Regions from separate parts of the Homo sapiens genome. Here region 1 is linked to region 2. A link is an interaction called in ENCODE POLR2A ChIA-PET data of the cell type or tissue named here. Cell type or tissue: MCF 10A. All regions are shown on one strand. Links, peaks and the distances in the headings refer to the core of each region. The heading gives the core; the rest is flanking DNA.

Evidence for each region. Peaks named below come from ENCODE experiments on the same cell type or tissue, not always from the same donor. Only the 100,000 strongest peaks of a DNase experiment are listed, where the experiment ranks them.
Region 1: POLR2A ChIA-PET joins it to region 2 with 12 read pairs; 2 of 35 experiments call an interaction of 5 or more read pairs at or near these places.

Annotation. Positions count from the first base shown.
Region 1 is chr11:129,635,955-129,652,298 of GRCh38, forward strand. No RefSeq gene overlaps it. Among named protein-coding and RNA genes, the nearest start is that of LINC01395, 27 kb to the left of the region's middle. RefSeq lists an enhancer at 3,226-4,425. In MCF 10A, for the core only: no CTCF peak of the experiment used is centred there; DNase peaks (open chromatin) are centred at 6,137, 7,327 and 7,657.
Region 2 is chr11:129,719,404-129,735,747 of GRCh38, forward strand. LOC124902792 (a long non-coding RNA gene) reads right to left here. Exons shown (of 2, transcript XR_007062951.1): 1 at 13,615-16,344; 2 at 10,779-13,522. Among named protein-coding and RNA genes, the nearest start is that of TMEM45B, 88 kb to the right of the region's middle. RefSeq lists an enhancer at 3,783-4,284. In MCF 10A, for the core only: no CTCF peak of the experiment used is centred there; DNase peaks (open chromatin) are centred at 9,318 and 12,178.

The DNA of each region.
Region 1 (16,344 bases), core at 3,636-11,635, 85 kb before region 2:
GAAATGAACTTATTTGAAGCAACATGTTCCCTGACTCCCAATTTGAAGATGCTTTTGAACACATCTTTAATCAATCAATTCAATTAATGTAACACAAGATGAAAGATATTTTTCTACATTTGCAATATTTGTCCTAATATTGTCCAAAACTATTTGACAGTGAAATTCATGCCTATGTGTCTTACAATTTTATTAAGGATAATTTTAAAAATATTTAATATTTGTTGTATTATCACTCAATGTACTAATAATCTTTACTTGGCATTGATTTTGTGTTTATTTTCTCTTCTAATGTTTTCTATTATCAAATGTGTATATTAGGTAGAGGCCATTTTTGCATATTATTGAAATATATAATTGTGTCATAGTGTTTCGGTTCATAGCAATAGTAGCAAAGCATTTATTATTATCTCTTTTTCTTTCTTTACAGAAAGCCTCTCAAATTTTTAGTATAACCCTGTTACAGAAAAACTCTTCATTATTTATGATTATGACCAATTTTTATTATTTTAAAAACACGTAAGTAATAAGTCACACTAAATATAGAATAATTTATGAGTTTGCAAATTACTGGGCATTCCATTTTCTTGTTTCTGCATCACAAAAATTAATATCCGTCAGGAATTTGGAAGCAGTGGCCAGTACTAAGACAACCACAGTGGAAATGAAGAGGGAAGAAAAAACTAAAGAGGTATTTAAGAGATAGGATCGCCAGGATTTACTGGCTGACGAGATGTGAGGAATAGGAGAGAAAGAGGAATCTAGACTAGCTCCTAAGCATCTGGTTTTGTTGACTTGGTTGGTACAGGTTTCAGGAAAAAAGGCTGGGGGTGGTAGCAATAGTAGTAGTAGTGGTAATGTTGCTCTTTTGAAATCCATTCTTGATCCTACAGCCAGAGGGATGGTAGCGAGGGGCCTTAGCTCAGCTGAGATTGTCACAGCACATAAAGTTTAAGGAGCCCGGGTTACTTGGCCGGGGATGTCCTCGGGTGTTTGGAGCTCAGCGCAGGGGTTTGTTCAGGAGTGGGAGGCTTGACATTCATCCACAAATAGACGGGAGTTACAATCACGGACATGTCAGTATTTGTTTCCAACTATTTCAGACTTGTTTAACAGATCTCAAGTGTAACAGAAAAGGTGGGTGTTTAGGAGCAATATGGGATAATTATTTTACAGCTTTCTCAGCCTTACCCATTATCTTAGTCATTTTGGCAAACAAAACGTGACAGCTGGTTGTGGCTTTTACCCTCTAGAACTTCCACAGCTACAGATATACATACTGTAAAAAGTAAAGGAGAAATGCCTTCTGTTTTTACTTTAGCTTGAAACCAAAATTTTAGTGAGAAGGAGAAATCTTCTTCTTTCCCCACTCCATTTTCCTTTAGTTACAACAACATTTACACACACACACAGGGAAAAATTATGAAAATAAGTTAAATCAAGTAGAAAAAATACAGTACAGATATGACAAGAGATGAAGAGAGCCCAGCAGAACCACTCTGTCACATTAATACAAAACAGTCAACTTGTGTGACACAAGGACCTCATCCTAATGATTTTTTAAAACTTGAGGCTTCGTGGCCTGTTCTGGTCCATACACTACAGAGCTTAGAGGTAAAGTTGAAGGCTCTAGAGTTGACCGAATTGAGGTTTGAATCCCAACTTCACTGTTCCGGGCTATGTGACCTTAGGTGAGCTATGCAATCCCTCTAAGCTTCAGTTTCTGTATATGTGAAATGAGTCATCCTTGACTTCTCCCATTCTCTAACCTCTCTGTCAGTCATCGACTAAACATTTCTTGTATCTGCTAACTTCTCTCCATCCCCACTGCCATGTCCAAGTTATGGACATCTCGTATGTGGACTGTTACAACACTCTCTAGTTGTTCTCCCCACATCCACGTTGCTCACTGAAATCCATTCTTGAACCTACAGCCAGAGGCATCATTTGAAATCATAAACCTGATCATATCATTCTGCTACTTAAAACCCTGCGATATCTCCCCATTGCCTGTGGAGTTTACCACCACTACCACCTGACAATGGGGTGCCTACCAGAACAGTCTCTGAGCTCCCTCTTCAACCTCCATCTCCTCTACCCCATGCACCTTGACCATTAACCTCCTTTCATCCTTCAAGTCTCAGCTTAGAAGCCACTTTCTCAGGAAGTCTTTTTTCCTCCCCACCCCACACCCTACTTCCTGCCTCTAGGTGTTCCTACAACACGATGTACTTCTCTCATCATGACACGCATCACACTCAATGACAGTTGGCTATTCACTTGTCCATATTCCCAAGTAGAGCATAAGCACCTCAAGAGCAGTTACCCGTTTATCTTGTTCTTGTTGCATCCTCCACCATTTAGCACAGTACTTGGGGTAGAAAGTGCTCAAAAATATTTGTTGCATGAATAAATAAGTGAATCAAACTTCTAATTTCCTGTTTCTAGCTGGGATGTGTTCTTTCATCCTGGCCTTACTTCCTGCTTGCTGTGCTCACTTCATGCTTGGTACTAATCGTGTGATACCGAATCTAGATTCCTAGTTGTTATATATATATCATATATATTTACAGATTAAATATAATATGTACATAATAGATAAATTATAATTACATAAACTTAATATTTAATATATTTAATTGATTGTTCTATAATTGATTGATTATTTGAATGACTTTTATTTATTCATTCTTCCATTTGATCAGCCTTTGACCATCTTATTTTTATAGTAACCATAGCCCACTGGCAGTTTATTTTAATCTATGATTTATGCATTCTACCTTTTCTAATTTTTTATTAATTTTTAAATAATTACTTCTTATATCAGCCACGTTTTTATCAGGAAAATAGAAGCCACTCTGTGTCTTCCAAATATTAATAGTTTTAGACAAGAAAGTGAAGCTTCTGCAACTGTTAGGGAAGCAAAGGTCAAGGAGGCCATTGTTAACACTCTGCTTGGAGCACTGAAGCACACGATTCCCAGGAGCTCACCTGGAAAACTGCAAAACTTGTGAGTCGAGAGATGCTCTAGACATCTATCCCCTCTCGTAGCACAAAAGGCAATTCTCCAAAAGTTCATCTGAAAGCTGCTTTGAACCTTACATCTCTCCATGCGTGTGCCTACAACTGCCACTGGAGAATACTGGCCTTGCCTTCCTCCTTCCTCATACAAGTGCGTCTTCCTGGATGGTCTCTCCTGAACCTCACAGAGAAGAGAATTCTGCAAATTACAACTACAGTCCTGATTTCTCTTCCATGGAGCAGGGAGACATTAGAAGGGGTGGCAGGGATGTTCAGTTGACAACAAATAGCTCCACACACTTGTTCTACGCTCACTGAAAACAGTTATATTAATGACATTGATGACAATAAGCTTAATAAATATTTTGTTTGTCCACTGGGTACCAATGCCCACTTTCCTGTAAAATAACAAAAACTAAATGGTAATGCCCATTCAGTATGGTGCATACAATGAACGTTATGACTGACGCTGAGCTGTCTGCATTACTGTTTTATGACTCTTAAGTGGATAGATGAGTCACATCCTTGTGTCCTACACACAACCCATTAAAAGCAACAGGCCTCTGCAGACCTGGGGAAAAACAAGGCAGTCTTGCACTCTTAGATTTCATTCCTGGCAAAGGTGCTATAAGTCAAAATGATGTAAGCTGAATCAGATTTTCCAGTAGAAACTAAGCCACATTCATTACCAACAGCTTAAAGACCAACCTCTTTATAGAAAATGACCACAGACGTCACAATTAGCTAAATGCAAATGGTATATCTGTAAACAAGTCAATGTAAGCCTTTACAAAACATATAGATACCGAACAGGGCAATACAGAAGTCAACCACCGGATTATAATCGCTATTTAAAATGCTGATATCTTCTAATGATTTTTGTTATATTTACCAAAATGAATAGCATTTGTTCAGGGACTCTTTGGGCACATTCTGAGAGTAATCTTTAAAAAGATCTGTGAGGAAAATTAGGAATGTGCGATATGTTTTGAGAAATAAATCCAGGGATGTGTGCTCCTTAGTGTCCGTCTGCTTATAGTCCCCAAATGTACAAAGCAAAGAATAATTGGCCATTGGGTTTTGCTTTCTGAACTGCTGGCACATAAGTACTAGCTACTTACTACCTTATACCTAAAAATTGCTTTTAAAATGCACAACTTAACCTCCATTTTCACTGAAATTTCTGACATTTTATCCCCTATTACACTATTACAAAGTGTCAGGAGCTCTCAGTTCCTGACCTAGAACAGAAGCCAGGTCCACTAATATATATCAGTGGGTCTGACTCATTAGACTGATTATAAAGGTTGATTTGATTCTGACTCCAGAAATAATTCTTTTGCAGCAGTAGTAGAATTGAATCCTCTAATGGAAAAATGTTACTTTCCAATTAAAAAAAAAAAGACTCCGAAAGAGTGACTATTCAGAATACTTGTAAGTTAAAAGCACTTTCTTTTCCCCCATAAGTGTACTGGAATGTAGAGATCCAAATTCACAGTCTTCTCTGAAAGTCATTATTTTGCTCTAAACCTTTCTGGGATTTCTGTGTGTGAACTGCCTTTTAAATCATCATAATCCAGGTGATGTGATCTATGTCAATCACTTTATGTTCACAAGACAGTTTTCATTTGTCCACGGCCTTTTTTTTCTTCCTCGGTCCCTCTCTTCTCTCCTCCACTTAATCTGCCGGAAATCCAGATCTTCCTTCTCTGTTACCTTCATGCTGGAGCCAGACAGGAGACATTCTTAAGTGCTGGGAGTGGGTACTGGAGCAGGGATAGTGGAGCCCAACCGAGGCTACCTGGGCAGGAAGGAGCACATCATCAGGAAGCAAACTCCAGGCCACGTATACAAAGCATCGCACTCAGAGGATGTCTGTATTCCCAAAGTCATGGACCAGGCAAGTTTTACCAAGTCTCTGGGAACATCCGTGTTCCCATCTGTGAAATGAGTGAGTGGGAGGAGTTAACCTTTCTTCCTTCTCTAACATTGTCTGGCTGTATGGTGTGTATTGTTTGCCTGCTGAAAGAATACAGTAGATATAACTTACTAAACCACTAAAATGGAAATAGTTGCCAGTGGCCGGTGCAAATTTAGATAGAGCAAATTTAACATGTTCGTTTAAATTCTAATACCATATGCAAAGGTGAAGAGACTGGGTGTAATCAGATGCATCCTAGGAAGTGGAATTTCCAGAGACATCTGAATAATGAGAGAAAGAGAGTGAACTTGGCAGTGCCTTAATTCAAGTGGCCAAGTACTGTACGGTTCTGGAAAATGCTGGTCCTCGTTATGTGAGCTCTTCCCATATGCCTTTGACTTCCCCCTGCACCACCTGCCTCCTCCCAAATGCCCTGCTACTCCCTGTTGACCTCCTGGGATTCTCTCCAGCGTGGAACCTTTCCTAACCGACTGGCTACACATTGTGACTTTTCCTGCTGAGAGCACTGGTCAGGTTCTAAACCCATAACCCTTGACCCCCCCCAAGTACACTAAAAGCCATTAACCTGAGGCCAAGATGTAATCTCAATATTTGATTCAATTCTCTTGAAAGCTGCCCACAATTTCCCATTATCAATGTATGCTGTTTAATTTAGATTATAGGCTCTTAGAGGGAAGGGACCACATTTGTGTATTTCGTCTGATTTGGCGCTGAATTTCTGCATTTAGCAGGTAATCTTTGGATTAACTCTCAAGAGAAAAGATGGCCTCGGGCTTAATAAAAGTTGATCCCAGCTCATATCATGTTCCAAAATTACAGTTGACAGATGATCACCACAGACGTTCCTGCTGTCATACTCTGTAAATGTAAGGAGGACCAAGGTCACCTGTGGACGGGTGGGTGGAGCTGCCTGCCCAGGGTTGTAGTCCAGGCTCCTCTGTTGGAGCTGTTCTTCATGGTTTTCCTCAGAAGAAATAGGGCATCCGCCTGTATTCATATGGGTCTTCCTTCCCAGCTTTGGCTGTGCTTTGGAGATTCTTCAGAAAGGGATGAACCCAATCACCTCTCCTGTCTGAGAAGCTGAGGGATGTACTAACCTGCTGGGGATGGATGAGTGGGTAGATAGATGGAGCTAGCAGGAGACCTCTGTCATTTAGGCCAACCCCTTCATTTTATAGGAAACTGGAATCCAGAGACAAGTAGTGACATGCTCTCTTATGCTACTGAGAGTCTCACTGTTTGAATTCCATGTGATCTTTTGTGCTTCTGCTAGAAATACAGTTAGGTTAATTCTTAAACAACTTTCCTTCCAGAATCCTAGAGAGCCAAGGAACTGTAGGACCACTGTTACTAACCCCAGAGCCACTAGTACCAGTCCCACCTCCAAAGTCCCAAGAAATTAAGTAAGCAAATAAACACACAAGTACATTTCAGCTAAACAGATAATCACAAGGTATATCTTTTAAATTCCCAGGCTGATGAGGTCGTTAAATAATCTAGAAGGAAGAAACTAAGCCAAAACAAATACTATAAAATACAACTGGAATAACTGACTAAGAAAGATAAAAGAATCCCAGATTTCATATCCATAAAACCCAGATGAGTATCTCATTGATGTAAACAAAGTATGTGTGTGTGTGTGTGTGTGTGTGTGTGTGTGTGTGTGTGTGTGTGTAGATAGATAGATCCTCTTCTATAGGTGTTTTGAGTCACCACTAGAAAGAATACATGTGGCCACTTTGGGAGGCCGACGCAGGAGGATCACAAGGTCAGGAGATCGAGACCATCCTGGCTAACACGGTGAAACCCCGTCTCTATTAAAAATACAAAAAATTAGCCAGGTGTGGTGGCGGGTGCCTGTAGTCCCAGCTACTCGGGAGGCTGAGGCAGGAGAATGGCTTGAACCCAGGAGGCGGAGCTTGCAGTGAGCCGAGATCGCGCCACTGCCCTCCAGCCTGGGCAACAGAGCAAGACTCCGTCTCAAAAAAAAAAGAATACATGTGGCACTCCAATATCCTAGGGAAGTGGGCTATGGTTACATTCACGGGGCGGACTGTCTGAGAAAATATTGTAGTAACCGAGGTGCTTGTGCTGTTGGGGCTAGGCTGTAAAAATTAGACTCTCCTCCTTCATACCATTAAACATCACAATGCCTAGTACTGACAGAAACCCCCTAAAGCTGGGTGACAGACAGCAGAAGCTATTATGAAACTCCCCCCAGTGATATCAAGACTTCTTCCTGGAAGAAGACAGTGACTGATGTGACTCTTCATCTGAGTCATCTCATGGTGTACAGAAGCTGTTTCTCTCTGTCCTGCCTCTTAGGAGGGCACGCTGCCCATTGGAAACTGACTCCAGGCAGTGTGAGGAGTAAGGCCAGCTCATATTGTTTATAGGCACTTTAGAACCTCGGTCATCTCCTAGTGATCTACAGTGTTTGGTTTCTTCCTGGGACAGAGGAGTGCTCTGTAAATCAAGCCCTTCTTGGTTCGTCAGCCCTCTGTCAATGTTTGCTGAGTCCTCAAGTCAAAGGCAAGTCGGAACAGTGTGGAGACTTTGGCAAAGGGCTTGTTCCCCAGTGTTCAACCTCTCCATTTTGATGAAACAATTCTAGGGTGAGGTTGGCCCTAGGAATTATTTCTCTGACTCATATTCCCTTTCCTCTTTTCACACACTCAGAATGCACCATGCTGAGCACCTCATAGCCCCGAGCAGAGAGAGGCCAGGGTTGGGGCAAAGCCCTACTGGGGCCCACTCCCAAGACTGAGAAGACAAACAGGGAGGCGTCTCTCCCAAGCCAATTTCTTTCATCACCCAAAGCTATTTAGGGACACCATTGCCACACACTTCATGAAGAAACCCCAAACTGGTTCTAGCTCTCAGAGGTGGGAATAGACCTACTTAAGTTCTATGAACAAAGAATAGAGAATTAAGCCAAGCAAAGAGATAGGCAGTAGGTTTGATATCTGCCTTTCCTGTCGGGAAGAGGAGCAAGGGGCCGCTGCATCTTTAGAGACTTGAGCTAACGACAGACACAGATCCTGGCCCCGAAAAGCAGTTGGACTGTTTGTGGGCATCGTGTTCCATGCTTCATCTTTCATCATCTGATTCAGCAGACATTAACTCTGTTGGCTCTTAGAGTGCAAATGATGAAGACAGAACACCAACCTTCAAGCAATCCACAATTTAGAAGGGAAGGCAGACACGCAAACAGTTTCCATATAATCGGTAGGTATTAAGGCAGACTTATGCATAGAGTGCTATTTTGCTTTTCCCAAGGACACAGGTGGTAACACACACACACACACACACACACACACACACACACACACTCTAGAACATAAGCTCAGTATTGTTATATGTCTCCACTCATGATTGGAGTCGCAGGAATATTTCAGGTGGAGCAAGAGAAGCTCTACCAGCACTGAGAATTGAAAGTCTGCACAAGGGCCTCCTGTGTTCTACCACTGTCTTGAAGGTGCTCCCACTCTCAACATTTCACAAGCACTAGCTCACTCCGTCTGAAACAAAAAGAGTGAGTATACAAAAAGCCTGTAAAATACATAACACACTGCCTCCTTATGGGAGGCGTCCTGTGTCTCACACTCTCTGGAGAACAGAGAAGATGTGGTTGTCAGCTATCCACAGATCTGACCTTGGCTGACCTTCTGTAACTCTGAACAAGGCTATGCTTTTCTATACTGGGAATCCTTTGAATAGAATAAGATGTTTGAATAGAAATGAGGTTTTATCGGAAAGTGAAGTTGGAGAGTATTAAAATGATGATGAAAAGTGTCATTTATTCACTAATTTATGCATTCATTATGTCTGTTCTTCACAATTATATTTGGATGTCTGTTGTGTGTTAATACGTTGGTGCAAAAGTCACGTATGTGTAGGAGGTAAAGATGAATAAAATGTGCCTGACCTCAAAAAGTTACCCTCAGTGTGAGAAACTTGAGTTCATCAATTAACAAAAATTCAAAGAGGAATGACACAAGTGCTCTAATAGAAATGTATCAGGGTTCCAGCTTTGGTTCTGTACCTAAGAAGCTTAAAAGTTGTCATTCTGCAGCAACAAGTACAAATTTGAACAAACTAAAAAACCAACAACTCTTCTTAGATCTGTAAGAGAAATGAGGTCACAGGGCAAACTGCTGCTCTCAAAATTGGAGAGCTAGACAGGCAGATACAGAGAGTCACAACTAACCGGAGCAGAAACCCATGAGCAAACCTCTGTGAGATCCAGCACCTGGAGAGGAAACCATGAATTGCTGGAGGCTGAGTATGGATAAGTTTAGGAGTTAAAAACACCAGAGAAACCCAGTAACAGGGGTCGAGGTTGGGGGCACACTTTTGTGAGTTTTACCTCCAAGAGCTTGACCAGTTTCTCATGGTGAATACTGGGGGGAAAATCTCCTTGTGCTCCTGGCAGAAGGAAAGAGAGGAATCATTTTGAAATATGCCAGAGCACTCTGTTCTTTTTAACAAGATATGCCCTCAGGAGAAACTATTTAACTAGCACCTAAACTGCAGGGGTTTTATCAGAGTCTTACTGACCTAGGGGAAGGAAAACACCCAACTACAGCTAGCCCTAGCCTTCCCCGTGGGAGAAGGAAAATACCCAACTCAAGCACACCCTAGTCATTCCTTCCCACCTAAGGGGAGTCCAGAGGAGACTGAGAAATATTTGTGAAGTTCACAGTCCAAAGGCGTAGGTTCCCTAAAAGACTAAGACCTAATCATAGACTATAGAATGCTTCCTCTACCCACGTACCTTACCATAACATTACTAAAGAATTATTTACAGCAATTTCTTTAACCCAGTATATCACGTCCAGCTATCAAGAAAAAATTACAAGGCAAAAGACATGGTTTGAAGAAACAGAGCTCCTGCCTCAGCTTCCTGAGTAGCTGGGACTACAGGCAAGTATCACCATGCCCAGCTGAGGCAGGAGGACTGCTTGAGCCCAGGAGGTTGAGGCTGCAGTCAGCCATGTTCTGACACCACTGCACTCCAGCCTGGACGACAGAGTGAGGCCTTGTATCAAAAAGAAGAAAAGAAAGAAGATGAGGAAGAAGAAAGAAGAAGAGAGAAGAAAGAAAAGAAGAGAGAAGACAGAAGAGAAAGAAGAAGAGGAAGAAGACCAAGAGGAAGAAGAAGAAGAGGAGGAGAAAGAGGAGGTGGAGGAGGAAGAAGAAGAAAAGAAGAAGGAGGAGGAGAGGAGGAGGAGGAAGGAAGGAAGGAAGGAAGGAAGGAAGGAAGGAAGGAAGGAAGGAAGGAAAGAAGAAAGGAGAAAAGGAACAAGATAAATATTTGAGCAATAGTTACTGATAATTTTCCCAAAATTGATATCAGATACCAAACCACAGATCCATGAAGCTCATGAAACACCAAACAGAATAAATGCAAAAAAAAAAAAAAAACTATACCTAAGCATACCATATTCAAACTACAAAAAAAAAAAAAAAAAATCAAAGAAAAGAGAAAATTCCTGAAAGAAGCCAGAGGAAAAAAACAACTTATCTATGGAGTAACAGAGGTAAGAATTATATTTGACTTCTCCTCAGAAATAATTCAAGTAGGAAGAGAGTGGAGTGAAAGTTATTTAAAGTGGAGAGAGAGGGAGAGAGAGAAACCCCACCAACCTAGAATTCTGTGAAGGAGAAATAAAGACTTTCTCAGACAAATTTGAGAGAATTTGTTGCCAGTAGACCTGCCTTACAAGAAACGTTAAAAAGTTCTTCAGAGAGAAAGAAAATTATGTAGATCAGAAATTCAGATCTACATAAAGAAAGGCAAAGCATGAAAGAAGGAATAAATGAAGGTAAAATAAACCCTTTTATTTTTCTTCCTCAATTGATTAAACAAATAAGTTTGTTCAAAATCACAATAGCCACAAAGTATTTGACTATGCATGCTTGTGTGTGTGTGCACATGTGCACGTGTGCTTATGTACACTTATATATAAGTGAAATGAGTGACAGCAATGATGCAAGGAACAGGGGAGAGAAATTAGAATTATGATTTTCTTATTATAAGGTACATTATCCATTAAAAAACAGATTGTTAGAGTAGAAACAAGACCCAACTATATGTTGTCTATAAGAAACCCACTTTAAATAAAAGACACATATAGATTAAAAGTAAATGGATGCCAACAGATGTACCATGCTAATCCTAATCAAAAGGAAGTAGGAGTAGCTATGTTAATTTCAGACAGGACAGACTTCAAAGCAAGCAAAATTATCAGAGATAAGAGGGGCATTACACAATTACAAAGGGGATAATTCTGCAAGAAGACATTACAATCCTTAACTTGTAGAGCACCAAAACAAGAGAGCATCAAAATATGTGAGGCAAAAATTGATAGAACTACAAGAAGAAATAGATCAATCCACTATTATAGTTGAAGACTTCAACACCCCTCTATTAGAAATGGACAGATCATGTAGGCATGAAATCAGTAAGGACAGAGTTGAATTCAGTGACACCATCCATCAGCTGGATACAATGGAAATCTGTAGACTGCTTCATTGAACAACAGCAGAAGACAAATTTTTCTGAAGCTTACATGGAATGTTCATCAAGATAGATCACCTTCTGGGCCATAAAACAGACCTTAACAAATTTAAAACCATAGAAATCATCAACTATGTGCTCTCAGATCACAGTGGAATTAAATAAGAAATCGATAACAGATACTTGGAAAATCTCCAAATACATAAGGATTAAATAACACACTTCTAAATAACACATAGATCAAAGAAGAAATATTGTGAGAAAGTTAAATACATTTTCAATTTGTGTTTCAATGAAAATGAAAACACAGCTTATCACAATTCATGAGATTCAGTGAAAGCAATTCTTAGTGAGAAATTTATAATACTAAATGCATATATTAGAAAAGCATAAAAATCTAAAATCTAAGCATCTATCTTCATAAATTAGAAAAATAAGAGCAAATTAAATCCAAAGTAAGCAGAAGACAAGACATAATAAATTAGAGCAGAAATCAATGAAACTGAAAACAGGAAACCAATAGAGAAAATCAATGAAACCAAAAGTTTATGTTTTTTCAAAGATCATAAAATTGATAAGCCCTTAACCAAGGTAACTCAGGAAAAAGAGGACATAAATTACTAATAGTAGAAATGAAAGAGAGTAGAATACAGGAATATTACAAATAACTATGCCCACGGACTAAATAACCTAGGTAAAACAGACTGATTCCTTGAAAGGCACCATTAGCCAAAACAAACATGAGAAGAAATAGACAATCTAAATAGGTCTTCTCTATTTAAAAAATTGAATCAATAATTAATAACCTTTCAAAAAGGAAAGCACAAGGCCAGATGGGTTAACCTGTCAATTCTACCAAACATTTAAGAAATTATCCCAATTTTCCACAATCTCTTTCAGAGGACAGAAGCAGACTTATTTATGACTTATTTTATGAGGCCAGCATCACACTAATACAAAACCAGACAAAGACATTATAAGAAAAGAAAACTACAGGCCAGGAACATGAATATAGATGCAAAATTCCTCAAAAAATATTAGCAAACTGAATTCAAGATGTATAAAAAGTACACACCATGACAAAATGAGATTTATCCCAGGTATGCAAGGCTGGCTTAACATTTAAAAATCTATTTATGTAATTCATCAAAGCAATTCACTGCAGAAAAAAAATCAGAAGATCATAACAATAGACACAGAAAAAATATTTGACAAAATTTAATGCCAATTCATGATTTTAAAAAACTCTCAATCAACCAGAAATAGAGAGGAATCTCTTAATTTAACAAAGAATATCCACAAAATACCTGTTGCTAATGTACATACTGGTGAGAAACTTGAGACTCTGTCAAGAGAATGAAAAGCAAGCTGTAGACTGGGAAAAAATATTTACAAAAGACACATCTGATAAAAAGACTTTTATCCAAAATTTACAAAGACCTCTTAAAACTCAACAATAAAAAAACAAGCAATCCAATTTTAAAATGGGCTAGAGACCTCAGCAGATACCTCATAAAATAAAATATACAGATGGCAAATAAGCATATGAAAAGATGCTCCACATGTTATCAGGGAAATGCAAATTAAAACAACGAGATACTACTACACACCCATCAGAATGGCCAAAATCCAGAACACTGACAACACCAAATGCTGGTGTGGACACGGAACAAAAAGAACTCTCATTCATTGCTGGTGAGAATATAAAATGGTACAGACGCTTTGGAAGACAGTTTGGAGGTTTCTTACAAAACTAAACATACTCTTACTGTACAACTCAGCAGTCACACTCCTTGGTTATTTACCCAAAGGACTTGAAAATATGTCATAGTAGTTTTATTCCCAGTTCTCAAAACTTCGAAGCAACCAAGATGTCCTTCAGTAGGTAAATAGATAAACTGTGGTACACACAACAATGAATGTTATTCAGCACTAAAAAGAAGTGAGCTATCAAGCCATGAAAAGATGTGAAGGAAACATAATGTATGCTACGAAGTGAAAGAAGCCAGCCTAGAAAGCCTACATAATGTATGATTCCAAGTATGACATTCTGGAAAAGGCAAAACTACAGAGACAGTAAAAAGATCAGTGGTTGCCAAGGGTTAGGGTGGGAGGGAGTGACAAGTGGGTGGAGCACAGAGAATTTTTAGGGAAGAGAAAATATTCTGTATGATATTATAATAGTGGATGTATGGCATAATACAATGGTCCAAATTCAGAATGTGCTACATCAAGAGTGAACCCTAACGTAAACCATGGACTTTGGGTGATAATGATGTGTCAGTGTACGTTCATCAAAACAAATGTGCCACTTTGGTAGGGGATGTTAGTAACAGAGGAGGCTGTGTATGTGTGGGGACAGTGGGTATATAGGACATCTCTGGGACTTCCTCTCAATTTCACTGTTAATCTAAAACTACTTTTTAAAAAACCAAAATAAAGACATTTGAAAATATGCAGAGAATTTATTTTTTTTTATTATACTTTAAGTTCTAGGGTACATGTGCACAACGTGCAGGTTTGTTACATATGTATACATGTGCCATGTTGGTGTGCTGCACTCATTAACTCAACATTTATATTAGGTATATCTCCTAATGCTATCCCTCCCCCCTACCCCCACCCCATGACAGGCCCCAGTGTATAATGTTCCCTTCCTGTGTCCAAGTGTTCTCACTGTTCAATTCCCACCTATGAGTGAGAACATGCGGTGTTTGGTTTTCTATCCTTGCGATAGTTTGCTCAGAATGATGGTTTTACAGCTTCATCCATGTCCCTACACAGGACATGAACTCATCCTTTTTTATGGCTGCATAGTATTCCATGGTGTATATGTGCCACATTTTCTTAATCCAGTCCATTGATGGACAGTTGCATTGGTTCCAAGTCTTTGCTATTGTGAATAGTGCCACAACGAACATACGTGTGCATGTGTCTTTATAGCAGCATGATTTAAAATCCTTTGGGTATATACCCAGTAATGGGATGGCTGGGTCAAATGGTATTTCTAGTTCTAGATCCTTGAGGAATTGCCACACTGTCTTCCACAATGGTTGAACTAATTTACAGTCCCACCAACAGTGTAAAAGTGTTCATATTTCTCCACATCCTCTCTAGCACCTGTTGTTTCCTGACTTTTTAATGATTGCCCTTCTAACTGGTGTGAGATGGTATCTCACTGTGGTTTTGATTTGCATTTCTCTGATGGCCAGTGATGATGAGCATTTTTTCATGTGTCTGTTGGCTGATAAATGTCTTCTTTTGAGAAGTGTCTGTTCATATCCTTAGCCCGCTTTTTGATGGGGTTGTTTGATTTTTTTCTTGTAAATTTGTTTAAGTTCATTGTAGATTCTGGATATTAGCCCTTTGTCAGATGGGTAGATTGTAAAAATTTTCTCCCATTCTGTAGGTTGTCTGTTCACTCTGGTGGTAGTTTCTTTTGCTGTGCAGAAGCTCTTTAGTTTAATGAGATCCCATTTGTCAATTTTGGCTTTTGTTGCCATTGCTTTAGTCACGAAGTCTTTGCCCATGCCTATGTTCTGAATGGTATTGCCTAGGTTTTCTTCTAGGGTTTTTATGGTTTTAGGTCTTACATTTAAGTCTTTAATCCATCTTGAATTAATTTTTGTGTAAGGTGTAAGGAAGGGATCCAGTTTCAGCTTTCTACATATGGCTAGCCAGTTTTCCCAGCACCATTTATTAAATAGAGAATCCTTTCCTCATTTCTTGTTTTTGTCAGGTTTGTCAAAGATCAAATGGTTTTAGATGTGTGGTATTATTTCTGAGGGCTCTGTTCTGTTCCATTGGTCTATATCTCTGTTTTGGTATCAGTACCATGCTGTTTTGGTTACTGTAGCCTTGTAGTATAGTTTGAAGTCCGGTACGTGATGCCTAAAAATATGGAGAGAATTTCTAGCAACACAGCTGCCTATGCTGACTTGGGCTTTCCTCTTATTTCATCTACACACAGAAATCCTAACTAAACAAAAGAACAAAGAAAAAAACTCAAATTGAGAGATGGTGGAAAATGGGAGGTAATACATTGGCCCAAGAGTTTTTTCAGCTGGCAAATAAGCCCCAGGGACTGTGGACTGTTTTTTATGTTTACACTGGCATAGGATAACTGGTCTTGGACATGCATAAGTTTGAAAACTAATTGAATCCTCTTTATAAATCTCAGAGACACAATCAATGTGCTTCTTCCCAGTTCCTGGAAAGGGAACTTTGAAAACTCCATCCATCAGGCTGGGCACAGTGGTTCACACCTGTAATCCCACTGGCACTTTGGGAGGCCAAGGCGGGTGGATCATGAGGTCAGGAGATTGAGACCATACTGGCTAACATGGTGAAACCCTGTCTTTACTAAAAATACAAAAAAATAGCTGGGCATAGTGGTGGGCACCTGTAGTCCCAGCTACTCGGGAGGCTGAGGCAGGAGAATGGCGTGAACCCAGGAGGCGGAGCTTGCAGTGAGCCGAGATCACGCCACTGCACTCTAGCCTGGGCGACAACCTGTGGAAGTAGCAAGGAAGCTGATGGAGTTAAAACAAAACAAACCCAAAAAAGTAATTTATGAGAAGTTAAAACTCCAGGCCTGTACCATGTAAAGGTGTAGAGTCTAGAAGAACGCTGCACGAAGATACAGGAATCCCAAATCAAGGCAGCTGCATAAACATACATCCTAAAACCACTGAAATTCTGTGCTCCAATAAAAGCAACTGAAAAGTTACTTTGTAGAGGCACTTAAGTCAGAAAACACAGAATTCCCTCAGAGGAAAAAAAGTCAGGCTTAAAACAAGCTCACAACCAAAATTATAAACCACATAAAGAAACAAACAACCATGGAGTGAGGGAGTAT
Region 2 (16,344 bases), core at 5,384-13,383:
GGGAAACCATGTAAGCAGCTTCCCACACAGAACCCAGGTTGAACTGGGCTAATTTCTGTCTTAATGACAAGGATGCCAACAGTGGCAGGTGGGTATTTGGCAATCACTGAGCCACCCCTATCAATGTACTGGTGCTACAATAGATCTCCCAAGCTCTGAAACAGTACGTCAGAAAGACCCTGCCACCCTATCCTTTCCGCCTCTGTCGTTCACCTCCTTTTAAAGAGAGCTGTTTGGGGGAATCTCCTAGTTCCCTTTTCTTCCTCACCTTTCCTCATTTCTCTTGTCTTAGGTGAAGAATTGAGCTGGTGACCATTTGACAGTGTAACTGAGATAGAGAAATACTGATCTAGAAGGTATGGAAAGATCCCAGCCCTGCTGTCCTACAACCTTCCTGGGGCCAGCCTCTTTGTCTGCATAGCCAACAGGGTTTCCATGGCTTCCAAGAGGACATCTGACACAGGTATTAAGCTTTCTGAAATAAAAAAAAAAGATGTACACACACAGGATTAGCTTTTAAACCCTCCATGAGCGTTCAATGATGTAACCGATCACTCTCTTCCTAGACCTTCCTTCCTAGTCATCAATAAATCAGAGTTGGTAATGATCCTTCGAAGATTTCATGTTCAGTAGTTATTTGATTAAAGCTAAATTTGGCCTTTTTGTGTGAGACTGTGCTTTGAAGGGTGACCAAATGAAACCGGGCTCCACAAGAATAAAGCAGGTGCAGCCAGGGCATCAAAGCAGGGGGTGCAGGGAGCACTCCCGGGTCCTGTGCCCAGTCCTGTCACCTCAGCCCTCAATCCCCTGGCAGAGAGGAAGCCTTAGTACAGTTAGCAGACAGGATTAGGAGGGGTGATCATCCCCATACGTGAAGCAATTTGCCCAAAAGGAAAACAGCTCCCCTCAGCCCTGCAGGCCCAGCCAGCGGCCTCCTCCTGCAGGCATCCCCTGCCTGTCCTCAGCACCCTGCATTAAGCCCAGGTCTAGACTTGGGCAGATTGTGCAACTCCTAAGAGATTAGTTTCCTCACTTGTTACCTGAGACTGCATGTCCTTTATGATGGACAGGTGGTCTGGCTCAGAGGGAACAGCCATAGGCTGGAGACAGGCAACGGGGAATTTAAAACCAGTCTTGTCACCATTGGTGCCATGTGACCTTGACTGAGCAAAGCACTGCACTTGAACCTGTTTCTCTCTCCCCATTAAACAGGGATGAGGAAGAAGATGATGACGACAATGGCGATGATAGCCTAGAAAGTTACAAGATGTCCATTGTAACTTCCTAGTCCACAAACGCCCAGATAAACCTGATCTGATCTCTGCTTCCGTCCTGTTATGAATGTCCCCTTTGGTCTGGCCCTGCACTGCATCTCTACGTCCTCACTTGGACTGAGCCCCAATTTCTTGCCCCATGAGCATCCAAAGTCCTCCTTACAACATCTGTGAATTCTGCTGCTTACCCACTTATGACTCTCCCACCTCCCGGTAGTTCATTTGTGCATCTACCTCCATGCTGCCCCACACTGATCCAAATGTCACCCCAACCCCCGATTACTATGAAAAACTCACATGCAAGCACCTTGTAAATTCAGAGAAACTGAATATGGGGAGGTGGCCAGGGGCTGTGGTCACTTCACGCACCTCACACCCTTCCCCTCTCATTTTTCCTCTCCCCGAAACCCGCAGAACTGAGCACAAGCCCCTCCCCTTGCCATGTCGGGCAATTCCGCCCACGTCCAGGCCCTCCTAAACTTTCCGCTTATGTTCCGAAGCACAGAGCAAAGTATTTCCCCAACAAATCAGCTTTCTCTAAGGGAAATACTGGTACATTAACTCGTCTCCACTTTGTCACAGTTAGAATGACAAATATGAATGCACTTCATTTATAGGGTACTTCAGAAGCCATCTCATCCGATCCTCACAGCCACCCTGAGAGCTGAAATTCTATAGAGGGAGATACTGAGGCTCAGAGATATTACGTGACCAACAGTGAACACCCAAGAAAGGGTGGAGTCCGAGTTTAGAGCCGATCTGACTCCAAAGCCCACGCCTTTCCTTCTCCCACCTGCCCCTTTGTTTCCACTGTTGAGGATCCCCTGGGGACTGCCTGGACGAACACCTGCTCCCTGGAAGACATCAGGAAGCCACCCTCTCCCTGACACGAGGGCAGAAAACTCTTCTTCTACACCACCCTTCCCCCTCCGCTCAGATTCTTCAGCTGTAGGGGGAAAGCCTTGTTCTCTGACCACCAAAGGAGCACAGCCTTCCAGAGGGTCTTTCTCAAGATCAGCAGGAGACAGGCAGCTGAGCGTGGAATTCTGGATGGGAGGGTGACAGGGAGAGTTGCGCTGTCTGGCTTTTCTCCCTCCCCACACTACCCCACTGGTTCCTGAGCACAAGCGTCATAGCTAAGCCCTGGCCTATGTGTGCAACAGAGAGAGAGCGAGAGACAGAAAAGGGACAGCAGAGCAGAAAGGCGTGGAGTCGAGTCCGAGTGAGGATGTAGAGATGCAGTGCAGGGCCAGACCAAAGGGGACGTTCATAACAGGACAGAAGCAGAGAACCTGTGAGTGCCTATTCGATGTAAAACTGCTGTCGACTGGGCACAGTGGCTCACGCCTGTAATCCCAGTACTTTGGGAGGCCGAGGCAGGTGGATCACCTGAGGCCAGGAGTTCGAGACCAGCCTGGCCAACAGGGTGAAACCCAGTCTCTACTAAAAACACAAAAAATTAGCCGGGCATGGTGGTGCATGCCTGTAATTCCAGCTACTCAGGAGGCCGAGACAAGACAATCGCTTAAACCCAGGAGGCACAGGTTGCAGTGAGCTGAGATTGTGCCATTGCACTCCAGCCTGTGCAACAATAGGGAAACTCTGTCTCAAAAAATAAAAAATAAATAAATAATTTAAAAAAAAACACTGTCGAGATTTTCCACCTGATTCTCAGGCACCAAGGCTGAGGAGGAGAGGAGTGGGAGTCCATTTTACCAGCAGATAACTGCACACTCTGACCCCAGGAATTCAGTGTGTCTCTTACAGGACCTCCACTCTGCAACAGTTAGGCTTGAACTGGTCACAAAAAGCTGTGCTAACCTCAGGAGCACACTCTCCACCAGCTGACAGGAGAGAGATGGCAGTGAACGTGCAGGGTGGTCCAGGAAAATCAGCCTTGGATTACAGATATTGGCTATGGATAATATACAACATGAGGACCAGCAAAAAGCTGAGAATTGTCCGTGCTACCTAAAACCAGGCAAGTGTGAAGGCTGAGGGCGGAGACTGCAAGACACTGCACAAACAGGAAGTTTATGTTCAGATCATCAGGCAAGGGAAGGTGCAATTCTTCTAACAGCTTATGGGCATACAGCGCTTTATAGCGTAGCAGCACTTTCATGGACACCGTTTTGTTTAGAGCACTGAATAGGGCAGACTTCAGGGTTAAACAGTCAGTTTCAATGCCAGGACCACTGCATGCTCCTCTGTGCATTCACAGCCATGATCCTCCTCCTACAGCCCATGCTCCCATCTCTACCTTGGATCATCTCAGCAAGGACTCAGTGGGATATCCATTCATTCATTGCTCTACCAGTGATTTTGAGCCTCTCCGACGAGCCAGGCACTGCTCTAAACATGGTGAACAAATGATGCCAAAAGCTTTCTCTTCATGAAACTTTTTTTCTAGAGAGGGAGATGGGTAATCGAGATAATAAATAAGCATGCTGGGTTGTATGTTGCATAGTGATGAAAACCATGAACAAAACCAAACAGGTACGTGGGGCCCCAGTGCTTGGGACCTCAGAGGCACTCAATCCACATTCCCCGGCGCTGCTCCCATCTCACGGCGGCCCTGCGAGGCAGACAGGCTGATAGCCAGCATCTTACAAGTGTGCAGTGTGAGGCTTAGAGAGGTTCATGACCTGCCCAGGCCCACACAGGTGGCAAGGGCCAGGCCAGGACGCAGCTCCCTCCCCAGTGCCCTCTCCTAGCTTCTTCTGCAGCTCTGTGTGGTGGGAGAGGAGACCAGCTGTCGCAGAGGAGAGGTGAAGCATAAAGGGGACTCACCCACGGAGAAGCCACTGTCCCTGCAGCCCCAACACCTCCCTCCCCACCCAGGGAGTTGCCAGCACTTGCCGGGCAGGACACTGTAGAGCAGCTCCAGCCAGGGCTGGCCTGGTCGGGGAGCACCGGTGAGGAGGGCCTGCTCCTGAAGGAATCTCTGGACCCTGTCCCATCTCCTTCCCATCCCATGACAAGGCTTCCCACAGTGCAGAGGCAGTCAGGATGCCAGGGGGAGAAATGCCAGATTGTTATGTTGACTTTCCACTCAGTTGTCTCCTGCAGGTTCGTGCTTAGGAGCCATGAACAGAGGGCAGCAGAGTGGCAGCCTTGGCAGCCCACAGAGACCAGGCTGCCCCGCCACATGGACGCATGTGATGTCCACCTCCTGGAGCCGGCAGGCAGCGCTTCAATGGCCAGGCCTTGCCCAGCAGCTTGTCTGCAAACAGCAAGGGGCCAGACCTCACGCACACACAGCTCAGAAGGGGTCCATCTGGACTAGGGTTCTTGCAGACTTAAAGAGGAAGGCGCCGGGAGCCAGTTTCCATTCCAGGCTGCAGCCTCCTGCCCAGAATCTCCAGCCTTGCTTCTCTGCAGCTGGGGCCATCTGGCTGTCCCTCCTAGGCGCCTAGACACCCCTGGAGTGCACTCGTACACACTGGCCGCAAACACCGTTACCCTCAATACCAGTCACTGTTGAGATCAGCCTGCCGGGGTCCTGCCACCTGCTGTGTGTTTGTGCTGCTGGTGACTGGCTCTGTATATGTCTCCATACCTCAACAACCTGTGGATGCCTCTAGGGAATCCTGATTTCTCATGCACTGGCATCTTGTCTTGCTCTTTCTTTCCAGATTCCTCTCTCATTCTTTCTGTAAACATGTATAAGCACCGGTACATGTATCATCTTTGTCACTGTGACATCTTGACAGTAGTCCAGATGGCTCCACGACATCTTGACAAGCTTCCAGTTGCTGCCTGCCTGCTTTCCCAGGTCTTGGAATAACACAGCCCCTGCTGATAGACCGATCCCCTGAATCCCACATTGGATCATCCCAGTGTGGCTGCCATAGAGGTCTGCCCACCTGATATCAGGCTTTTTCTTGAGAGACAGGAGTTTCCCCCAGGACCTACACAACCTGTACTGTCCTCATATGATTTTTCCCCACTCCAGGGAGAAGAACCAGGTCCAGATGTCAGCCTGCAGCACACCACTGCACTCAACCGATCCCTGCCTGACCATGTTCTGAGAGGTGTGTGAAAGTCTGCACTTGCCAGCTCTTAGAGAACAGTAGCAAGATAGAGTTAGTTACATATTCTGTTTGCTAAATATCTCTTTTAGGATTTTTTATTACAAAAGTTCAAATAATAAACCATGTACAAAGTAAAAATTATAGCTCCCCTATGTCCTCCTACTTAATCTCACTTCTGAGATGCATCCTAAGTTAGGTATGTATCCATCCACTCTTTTTTACACACAGACTCCACAGAGAATTCTTTTGCACAAACGGAAACATACAAATTGTTCTGCATCTTGTTTTTTAATGTCGCAAGTACATTTTTTTTCCTCGGGAAATTTAAAGCCAACCTATTGTTTTAATGCCTACTATAGTATTCATTACATAGATGACTCATAATACATTTTTTTGAGACAGATACTGCTGTTGCCCAGGTTGAAATGCAGTGACATGACCACAGCTCACAGCAACCTCTAACTTTTGTATTTTTTGTAGAGACAGGGTTTTGCTACGCTGCCCAGGCTGGTCTCAAACTCCTGGCTTCAAACAATCTGCCGGCCTCAGCCTCCCAAAGTGCTGGGATTACAGGCATGAGCCACTGCTCCCAGCCCCATAATATATTTAATCATTCACTTATTCATGTATATTTGTTGCCAGTTATTCCCTACTACAAACAACATTGCAATAAATGTCCTCATGTATACATCTTTTTGTACTTATTTTTTTCCATAGGTTAGTTTCCTGGAATTCTTGTTGTCTCATTTGAATTTGCATTTTTGTTATTAAGTGAGGTTAGGTGTATTTTCATCTGTTCTTGGCCCTTTGTGTTTTCTATGAATTTCTTGGCTCAATACCCTGATGTTTGTACGTCGGAAGTGAGATTAAGGAGGAGGTAGAGAGCTTTTAAGGAGGTAAGGGGCTGAATTATCCAGCCTTCCACTTCTATAATCCCTTTTATCTCAACCACCACTAACTCAAACCTTCCATTGGATTAGCCCATAGCAGAATCTACATTTCTCATGACTAGTTTGGCTCTAGTTGGCTATGGTAAAAGCACATCTCCCTTGCAAAACTACCAACCAGAGGATGCAATACCCACCATCCTCCTGCCCACCCATTGCTCCCCTCTGAGCCTTACAGAGCTTAGGTAGAAGAGGACTCCACTGTCATCCAACTGACGATGGAGGTGACAGGCTCTAGAAGATTCAAGGAGGCACCTTATCACATGGGGATCGGTGTCCCAAGTGAAAAATGATGGTCTTAGGAAGGGACTGTGGAGCCACATGACAAGGGACTGGAGAGATGTCAGGAATGACAGCAGTGAAGAGATTTTTTCATGGGACCCTTTGCAAAACCCTGAGTGCTAAGGTCTTGTCGCATCCCTTCTTCCTCTACCCACCACTGGGTGGCAAAAGGTGAGGCATGAGCTAAATAGCATCACCTGTCATGGTTCCCTGATGATGTGCTGCATTTCAATGCTCCCGGGACCCTTATAAAAAGATGTGCTTGATCTGGGGAAGACAGGTATAGTGGTTTTGGGGACAAAGAGGTAATACCCCACCTTAGCAAATACCAGCCCCTCCCCTGTGGCAGAGATGATGATGACGATGGTGATGATGATGATGATGATGATGATGATGACAATGATGATGATGGTGACGGTGGTGATGATGATGGTGGTGATGATGACGGTGACGGTGATGATGACGGTGACGGTGATGATGATGATGATTACAAGCCTGAGATATCTCCTTTAGCTTGTGAGCTGTAAGGCTCTTTCCACTTCCTCCTCCCTGCTTCCCACCAGAAGCTGGTAAAGAGTGAGCTCCTGTAAAACAGAGGGCCCTGCTGTGCAGGTTATATTATTATACTATCACTGAGTATACAAACAGAGGAAAAGAGAAACCCACAGTTCTACCATGCCAACCTCATCTGGCGGCATTTTTAAAACTTCCATCCAGTCCTGCATCATCTTCCTCCTCAAAACTTTTTCAGAGGCCATGAGACGGGCTCTTGCTTTGAATGGCCAACTCTCCTGGGGCCATGGCCAAGGCAGACGCTTGTATAGTGACCTTGGCATTGTTTTTGGGTCAGTGTGAGCAACTTTAGGATTGTGTGTCCTCGTGACTGACTCTCCATCACCTCTTCAGAGTAAACATGTGAACTTCATGCATTAAAAAGTCCCTTTAGATCAAGAAAATATCTAAGGAAAAACATTTGACACACATAGCTGAGCTCCCATGCACCATCCTTAGAATAACCTCGTGTGTGAGGTATCATCACCATCCCCCTGACCGATAAGGAAGACTGAACTTCAAAGACATTAGATCACATGGCTGGTAAGTGGTAAAGTGTGGACTCCAGCCCAGGTCCCCTACTTCCATGTCCAGAACACTTGCATCACACGAAGCTGATGACATAATCTATTGTCCATATTCCAGAGTTGTAACTAAGGACCAAAACTGACCAGTTTTACTTTCCCCACCTCTCTGTTCCAATAAGTAAGCATCCTAAGTGGGCAATGGAGAAGGAATCGGAGGAAGGATGGGTAGTGGCCTGCACAGGAGGGTTTCCACTATTGGAAGAGGGGAATGCCGGCTCACATGGGGATGGAGGGCAGGGGGAGGCACTTCCTCCCCACAGTCCAGCACCTTTTTGAGTGTTCCCTTCACCATCAGCAACACCCTAGAAAGCTGAGGGAGTAGGAAAAGAACAACCAACTCAAACTCAAGTTCAAAAGCAAACAAGTTCAAAAGAGACAAGTTCAAAACCAGCCATGCTGAGACGGGGAGAAATTACAGGCCTCAGTTAGAAAGGAATTCGCCACCTCAGCGCTAAGGCTAAAACAGAAGTCCCTCACTATCCGAGCTTTAGGCTGCTAACCTGCTAACTTCACAAAGGAGTGGTAGGCAGTGGTGTGCTGGGAAAGGCTTAACAAACAGCTCTCCAGGAAAAATGAAAGCCTTACCTTAGCATTTCCTTGACTTCCATGGTATGAATAATACCCCATAGCAGCTTTGGAAATCCTACAAAGGGGGGACCTCAGACTAGGAAAGGGGGTGGGATGGGACACCACACAGAGGGGGAACTAACACCTCGTACATCCCTTTTGGGGTCACATTCTTCTCTTCTGTCCTTCACTGTATGTCCAAGGCCACACACATCCATAGGTGACAAGGCATGTAAATAAAAGAAGTAAGGAGGAAGGGGGCAAAGATTGCACGTTACGAACATTCTCCGTTGTTTGAAAGTACTTTGCAAAGAGTGGCCCTATTTCTTCTATTGTCTTTCTTGTCCCCCTCCCCAAGCCAAAATCTGAGCCCAGCTAAGCTCTAGCAGATGGTAGACCACCTCTAGTGATGGTCCCAGCAATCTACTAGAATCTTTTCATAGAAAAATCTAATTATGTCACTCTCCTGATTCAAATCTTTCCACCCTTCTCGTCTCAACTCACTTAATGCTAGTTTTTCCCACCAAACCCTAAACCTCTTGAGGGCACGGGCCTGGTCTGTCTTGCTCATTGCTGTGTTCTACTACCTAGGATGGAGTTTGGCAGACACTAGCCCTCCGTAAATACTTGATAGATGAATCCCAAATTGCTCCTTAATAATTCATTCATCAAATTATTTTTAAGTACCTTAACAGGCTCACAATGGAACAGGCCCTGGAGATTCAGGAATCAACAGTCATTGTGAATACTGCAGAATGCTGCCCATTTCTCCCTGTAAACCCACGAAGCAAAAACCAGGGCTGGGGGTGAATGCTCCACCATTCTCATGGAGAAGCAGCCAGGTGAGAAGGGGAAGCAAGACAAAAACCATGGATTCCAGCTATAAATTATACAAATGCATGGCATTAAAAAATTATTTTAACACATCAAATATTAAGTCATTCGTATGCTCTGCAATTACTTTATCTGTCATCAGCACACTCAAGCTATTTGAAGTGGTGACAGATGGGAAGGAGTCCGTGCCAATTTTTCCTGCAGGTGTGCATCTGGGCTAGAGGGGAGGGGTCAGTACGTGCAGCAAGGGAGGGACGGGGAAGGGTGACTGGGGTTATGAAACTGGAGCTGATGTAGGAGGCTTGGCAAAAAGTAAAAATTACCAATTTGCATCCTGGAAAGCTGCAGGGCATTGCACTCCCTGGGAACTCAGTAATCATTAACTGGGCAGCTCAAGGGAGGTGAAACAGCAAGCTGCCCACGTCGCAGAAGGAAGAAAGCAAGGCCCAGCCAAGCCAGCAGCCGGACCCAGGAGTCCTGGCTCCTCCTACTTTGTTCTGATCCCCAATCAGTCCTCTGAGGGCAGCAAGCTGGAGAAAGTCAGGCAAATGGGGAAAGTGAGAGAAGGGGGTACAAGATCCTTTAGAGACTAGGACTCCTTAGAGGACACTGGTGGGGATGGAGGGAAGATCATGGAAGGGCCAGACACATAATATCTAACCTGGGCTAGAGAATTTTCTAGAAAATGAACAGCATGTGATATAAGATCCACTCTGGAAGAACCCAAATCATACCTCCAAACCCAGCCTGACGCAGAACTTCTCTGGCTGAATGAGGACTTCCTGCCAGGTGGGAAGACAGATCCACTCATATCCACTGGTCCCTAGCTCCTCCCCTAGATTCTCAGAACCTGGAGTTCTGCTTCAGACACAGCCTTCTCAGCTGCCTTCTGACAAGTGAGACTCGCTGTGGCCTCCTCTGGGAGGGCACGGCTCACCGCTGAGGAACTCATGAATCCCACACTCAGTTACACCACCTCCCATCTCCTTCTCCCACAGTCTGTACTTCCTCCAATCATGTAGATTTCAAATCACACGCTCTTAACTCCCTTAATTAATGCTGACATCAGAGCTCTCCCTTCCTTCCTTCCAAACCCTTCCTCCCAAACCTGGACCATTTAAAATGACCCCCAGGCAGACCGAACCCCATCCTAGACCCCAGCCCAAACATATACACACACTCAGTTGTGATGTGGCCAACCATAAAAGCAAATTCATGCTGCAGGTTTCATTCACAGAAGAAACAACCTACTGGGCACAAGATGAGGCAGGTTTTCTTCCATCTTCTCAGTCAGAACAGGAGGGAAATGACGTAAAGCATGGCATAGAAGAATTGAGTTCATTGAGAGAAATAACTTCCAGCTGGTGGAGTTGTATAGTCTAGGCTTACAGAAGTTTGAAGGCGCCTTTTCCGTGTGACTGTGGGACAGGGTTTTCAGGTCTGGCAAAGCAGAGCAGGGCCTGGCTTAGAAGACGGACTCCGTACCTTCCCCACACCAGGCGCTCTCACTCTGTGATGGGGCAGTGGGCCGCCTTGCAGAAAGCTGATTCCCAAATGACCAAAACCCATCTGACTTTCAGCAAATTGACTAAGCAGGCGCCCCACACGGCAGGGGCCTATGATGCAGGATGGGAGACCGCAGTCCCTACCGAGTACAGTGTGTGTAGACTGAATCAGCATATTCAAACCTCATTGCTTTGATTTGGTTTAATAACAATATTTTATTTATTTTGAAATTTCAATTGCATTAGAGAAAAAGATGTTATGCTTCTTGGAAGAAGATGTAGCCTTTTAAAAATTCACAAACTTTGTTCTTGGATAACGTACATCTCCATTGGAACAAATGATTGACTGAGATTCTTGCTTTATTCATTCCTTCATTTGTTCATATTTTTTAGGAGGTATCCACTCGTTTCCTACTTCAGGCAAATCTCTCTGTGAGGCCTGGAATTCTAAGGATAAATAAGGTCCAGACTCCGGCTCCAGGAAGAGTATAATCAAACAGTGAGGGCCAGCAGGACAGCAAACGACAGTTACCGCGAGGGGCTGGATCTGGGACGCAAGGTACCGTGGGACGAGGATGCAGGAATTGGGCCTGGCATGAGACAGGAAGGCTTCCCAGAGGCAGAAGGTTTTGAGCAAGTTCATGAGGAGCTCAAGAAGGTGAGTTTGGAAACTGATAATCCAGAGAGCTAACAAAATGTGCAAAAGTGTGGAGGCTGAAATGCATCCTGTATTCCAACCATTCCCCAAATAGCCCTGTTACTGAGTAGCCGCAGGAGAGTGGTGGGAGCTGACCTGGAGCAGGGAGGCACAGGGACAAGATAGGGCAGAACCTGTGTGCCAAGTCAAGGTTCCAGGTGTGTTATGTAAGTGACAGGTGTCCACTGAAGAGCTTTAAGGAGGCAAGTGACACAGTCAGATTGAGATCTGGAAAATCACCCTGGAAGATGGACTGGAGAGGAGCCAAGTTGTGCATGGGTCGGGAAATGGCAATGAGGGGGCGACGGCAATAATGCAGGTGATAGGTCCGCATATTGGAATCTCTTCCGCATGGAGATCCAGCAATGCCTCACACAGTTTCATTGCCCGGCACACTGGTCTTTGGGTCAGCAGCCTTCAGCTTCAGAGGATTTCCAGTAGAAAGTGAGAATAAACTTGCAACAAGAATGCAGAAGCTCCCGGAAAGAAATATGCACTGACAACCAGAGAGAATGACTTGGAAGGATAAAAAGCAGCTTTAGGAAAGCACTCAAGGAAAAAACGCCAAGAAAAAGCCGAGCAGAAATATCCCTCGCGTCCCACAAAGAACTCTGTGCTGTATTCCCCAAGGACACTTCAGGACCCTCCGGGTACCTGAGTTCCAGAGACTTCTGGCAGAAGGACCTCCAGTCTCAAGGTCACTTAACACGTTGCCTCAGAAGCCACTCTCCTGTGCGACCCCTAGCCCGCCAGGGTTTTCTCTATTGGCTGGCTCCGTTCGCTCTCCACACAGGTCATGAACAGAACTGACCTCCCTGACTCAGCAGCTCTGACAACATCTCTGCTCCAGAAGGTCAGGTTCCCTGGCAAGCACCAGCACCCTGGCCACGCCTGATGTCAAGAGAGAATGATGCATCCTCCTGAATGGTTTGGGCTGAATTGGGAGACCAAGCCCTTGTCAGTCAAATGCCAACAGGGCAGTTCTGAACCTGCCGGGCTGGGTGAGTCATCACCTTCATAAAACAAAATACCCCAATAATTAATACAGAACAAATTAATTAAAGGAAGTGAGACCATTGCAGCACCCACTGTGAACGGATGATAATTATTTGCAAACACAGGGAGAGGCTCAGTAAGCATCCAGACTCCTGCTTCACTGGCAACGAACTAAGCCCTGAAATCCCACGCATCTAAAGGTCAGGAGGAAACGCAGAGCAGAACCCACCCAGCCAACTGCGAGACTGAAGCAGGTGAGGCCACAGCCCAGGCTTAGCCCTTTGCCTGATCATTTCACCTGCATAAAAATTTCCAGCACCTCTGTCCCTCAGTCATTTACAATTCCAATCCCTCAGAGGAATAACCACAAGCTTCTCCCTACATTTTTAACAGGAGAAGTGAACGTAAAGGGACACTAATCTTACAGAAGCCACGCGTCACTTCAGCTGAGGCCTCCCCACCTTTCCAAGCAGTGTCCTAGCCCTGGGCGACTACCCTCGTTCTCAGACGTAGATCCACCAGTGTCTGGACCAGATCCGAACGGCCTTGAATGAAATGCCCTGTTTACAGATGATTGGAAACGGGAACTATGTCTAACGTGTACTTAATCTGCTCTGTTTTTCCCCTTTTACCATATCCTTCACCTTCTCACATATTACATACATCACTGTACGTATTCATTGGCTCTGCTCTCTCTCTACCCAGGTCATAAGAACAGACGCCCCTGCAACAGCAGGAGGTTAGATTTCTTGACAAGCACTGGCTCCCTGGCCACACCTGGCATCAAGAGAGAGGGATGCGTCCTCCCGAATGGATTGGGCTAAATTTGGGGGTGAAGTCCTTCAAAAGAGTCAAAATATTACATTTATTGTTTGTCAGCTCTCACTATAATGAAACCTCCGCAAGAGAAGGGCTCTTTATTTTATTAACAGATTTATTCCGTGAACCTATTACAGTGCCTGGCACCTAGTAGACACTCAGTACATATTTCATCCAATAAGTCAATGAATAAGGTTATGGCAATCATTTTTCCAGAGTACACCCTGTAAGTTCTATAGAATTTTAAGGGTGCAGCAGCAGCATCAACAGCACCTCCATTTCCTGTCTGTATCACTGCTACACCTATTGCAGTGGGAACTATTGGGAAGGGGAGGAGAGAGGAGAAGGCTCCAGCAACAGTACCAGAGCAGCCAGTGTACAGTCTAAGTCTGGGAGATTGCTTGGTGTCCTTGTGAACTTGCTAGAGCCTGGGAAAGGTAAGAACAGACAGTCGGTCAGATCTGAGTGTGTGACTGCACCAAGCTCTGGGCAGTTCTAGAGTTACAGGACATGAACTCACACCTCCCCGGAGAATCCTAAGACCACATCTCCAGCAAACTCAGGCCCCAGGCACTCTGAGCATAGACCAGCTAATCTTGCACTCCAGCAATGCGGTAAGCAGCATGTCCAGCACCTGGTGGAAAACGCTTTGTTAGAATCCTGGTCACTGGCCCTCTGACACAACACCCCTCCTGGTCTCCAGTTCTCTGAGTGCCTCTGGGCCACCCCTGAGGCCAGAAGCAACAAAACCAGTTCTCCTGCTGGGAGAAGAACACTCACCTCCTCCCAATTCAAGAATCTGAGTGGCAAACTTGCTCTGCCACTATTTTGAGTGGAAACAGCTGGGCTGCAAAAGAAATCAACAGATCACAGATGAAAGTGCATCTTAAATGGAGTCAGAGACTTTCACCACCATTCCCTGGTAATAGACACCATCACATTACTCCAGGTCCCTGGTTACAGCCAACTGGATTTCATCTCTCTTCAATGAGGCTGAAAGTGCCAGAGGATTTTAGTCGTGAAGCACACAGGACTCCTGAGGTGGGGCAGTCGGTCTGTAGGTTACCTATCCACACAGGTACAGCAGTCGGATTCGGTGGAGGAGGAAGTTCCAGTGGAAACAAGTATCTCTCCACATTATCTGTATTGCTTGAGGGGAACAGGTTACTCATTTTGCTCACTTCTCAGTGAAGTCGTAGGTTTGCAAACCCAGTCTGACACCCAATGATCTCGCAGTTCCCTCCGACTGTCTCCACACCATTTCAGTCCACATCATCTCGCGCCTGGAAGATTACGACCACCTCTAACAGCTGTCCCAGCCTACAGTCACGTTCCCTCGCAATCCATTCACCACTTCAGCTGAAAGAGCTCCTCCAGGTCCCTCCCTTAAAGCCTTTCAGGGGTTTCTATGGAGACTGAACTTCCATGAGGAGTTCCATCTCCTTAAGACGATCCAACCCCTCCCAACCACTTTAGCCTTGTTTCTTACCCAATCCTCCATCTCTCACTCAACAAAAGAGCCAGACTCAACTTCTCCCCAACTCCCAAGATGCCACACCTCCATCCCCTCCAGGTCTCCCAGCACAGCGACACCCCACTCATGCCTCCTCCTCTTTCCCCCCCCGCTGCCTTCAACTCTCTTCACTAACCTCTACATACCCTTCTAGGCGGCTGCCTTCAGAGGGCATCTCCGGCCCCTAGACTACATATACTCATCTGTCTGAAAGTAGCTGGCCATGCCCCTCATCCCACCCTATGGCAACGTCCTTGGCCATGACTGGCTTTGCGTGTGGCTGAGAACCCACCCCGGTCTGTCTTCTTTGTTTCACCAACACCCAACACATTCCCAGATCAATAAATGTTTGCTGAATGAAAACATAAACTTATTTTTGAGACAGCTATGAATCTCCACCATTCCACCATCTCCCCAAAACTCTTCCCTAAGATTAGCCTTAGAACTAAAGACTACGTGAGCCTAGAACTAAGGGTCGTACCTGGCACCCTCCTTTTGTTCAATCTCACTAGACTAGTTTAGCTATTCTGCTCTTTCCCCTGTGGAATGTCTGCTGTGGCCACTTTTCCTGATCTCTGTATTAGCTCCACCACAGATTGGTTCCCTAGACAGAAAATTCCATTCCACCTAAGAACTCAGATTCCCAGAAACATTGGAAATGCTGAAGAATTGGCTACGTAACTTTTCAGGACTGCGGGGAGGCCTCGCACACCCCCTAAAGGTGGCATTTAATACCTTCATAAAATCATCTGGGCCTCTTCCTGGTGCCAGCCCTCAATCGCCAGACTTCCTGGCATTCAGTGCCAGTGCATCTGGAAGAAGTGTTAGGCATCCCCTAGCCCAGCGGCCTGCATTTACAGATGAAAAGCTGAGACCTAAAGATGTCATGTGACCTGACAATGGTTGCATGGAGCAAGTCTGAACTCAATTGGACGCCCTAGTTCTGCTGGGAAACATGAATGGCCTTTCAAAATCCCATGGGCTTTCCATAAAATACCAACATCTCTCTCATGCTTTCTGACGGGGGACCCATAGTCAGAACAGGTCTAGGGCCCTCCAATGTCCGTAAGATCCTGAAGAGAAGAGGTGGTGGGAATACTAGTCTGTTGTGCCCTGTCCTTCCCAGCCACCCCTGGTGTTCTAAATCCACTCCACCATAAATTCAAAGTGGGTTGGCCAGGTCACACCTCTGGGGCATGGACCCAGATCTGCTGTCTTTCTTCTCTAACAGAGGTGAAGAATTCTGATTGTCATCAATGAGTTTGTTTTACAGCCAAGGAAACAGAGGCCTAAGGTGATCTCTGTTTCATGGCAACACTCAGGAACTCTATTCCTGAATCTCTTTCGCACAATTGTGCAAGGTGAGGTAGTGTTGCAAAACGTTGTTTTTACCAGGCCTTAACCACCTATATAATAAAACACCCAGTACATTCTGCTTACATTTAGTAATCATATGAAATGAAAAGTAGTTACAGACATTTTTGTGGCATTGTACATAATAAAATGGGTGATATATTGAGTATTTTTCAGAAATCAAACACAGCTCTACCCCACTTCTGCTGAGTCTGAAATGAGATGAACCTATTTCATCATCAATAACATGGAGAAATATTAGGGCTTGAGAAAGATAAAGGGAAACTGTGAATTTAATATATATTAATGTGTAGCAAAATGGTTATTCATACCATGAGAAGTGTGGACATGATTATTCATGGGCAAAAGACTTTCCCACCTGCC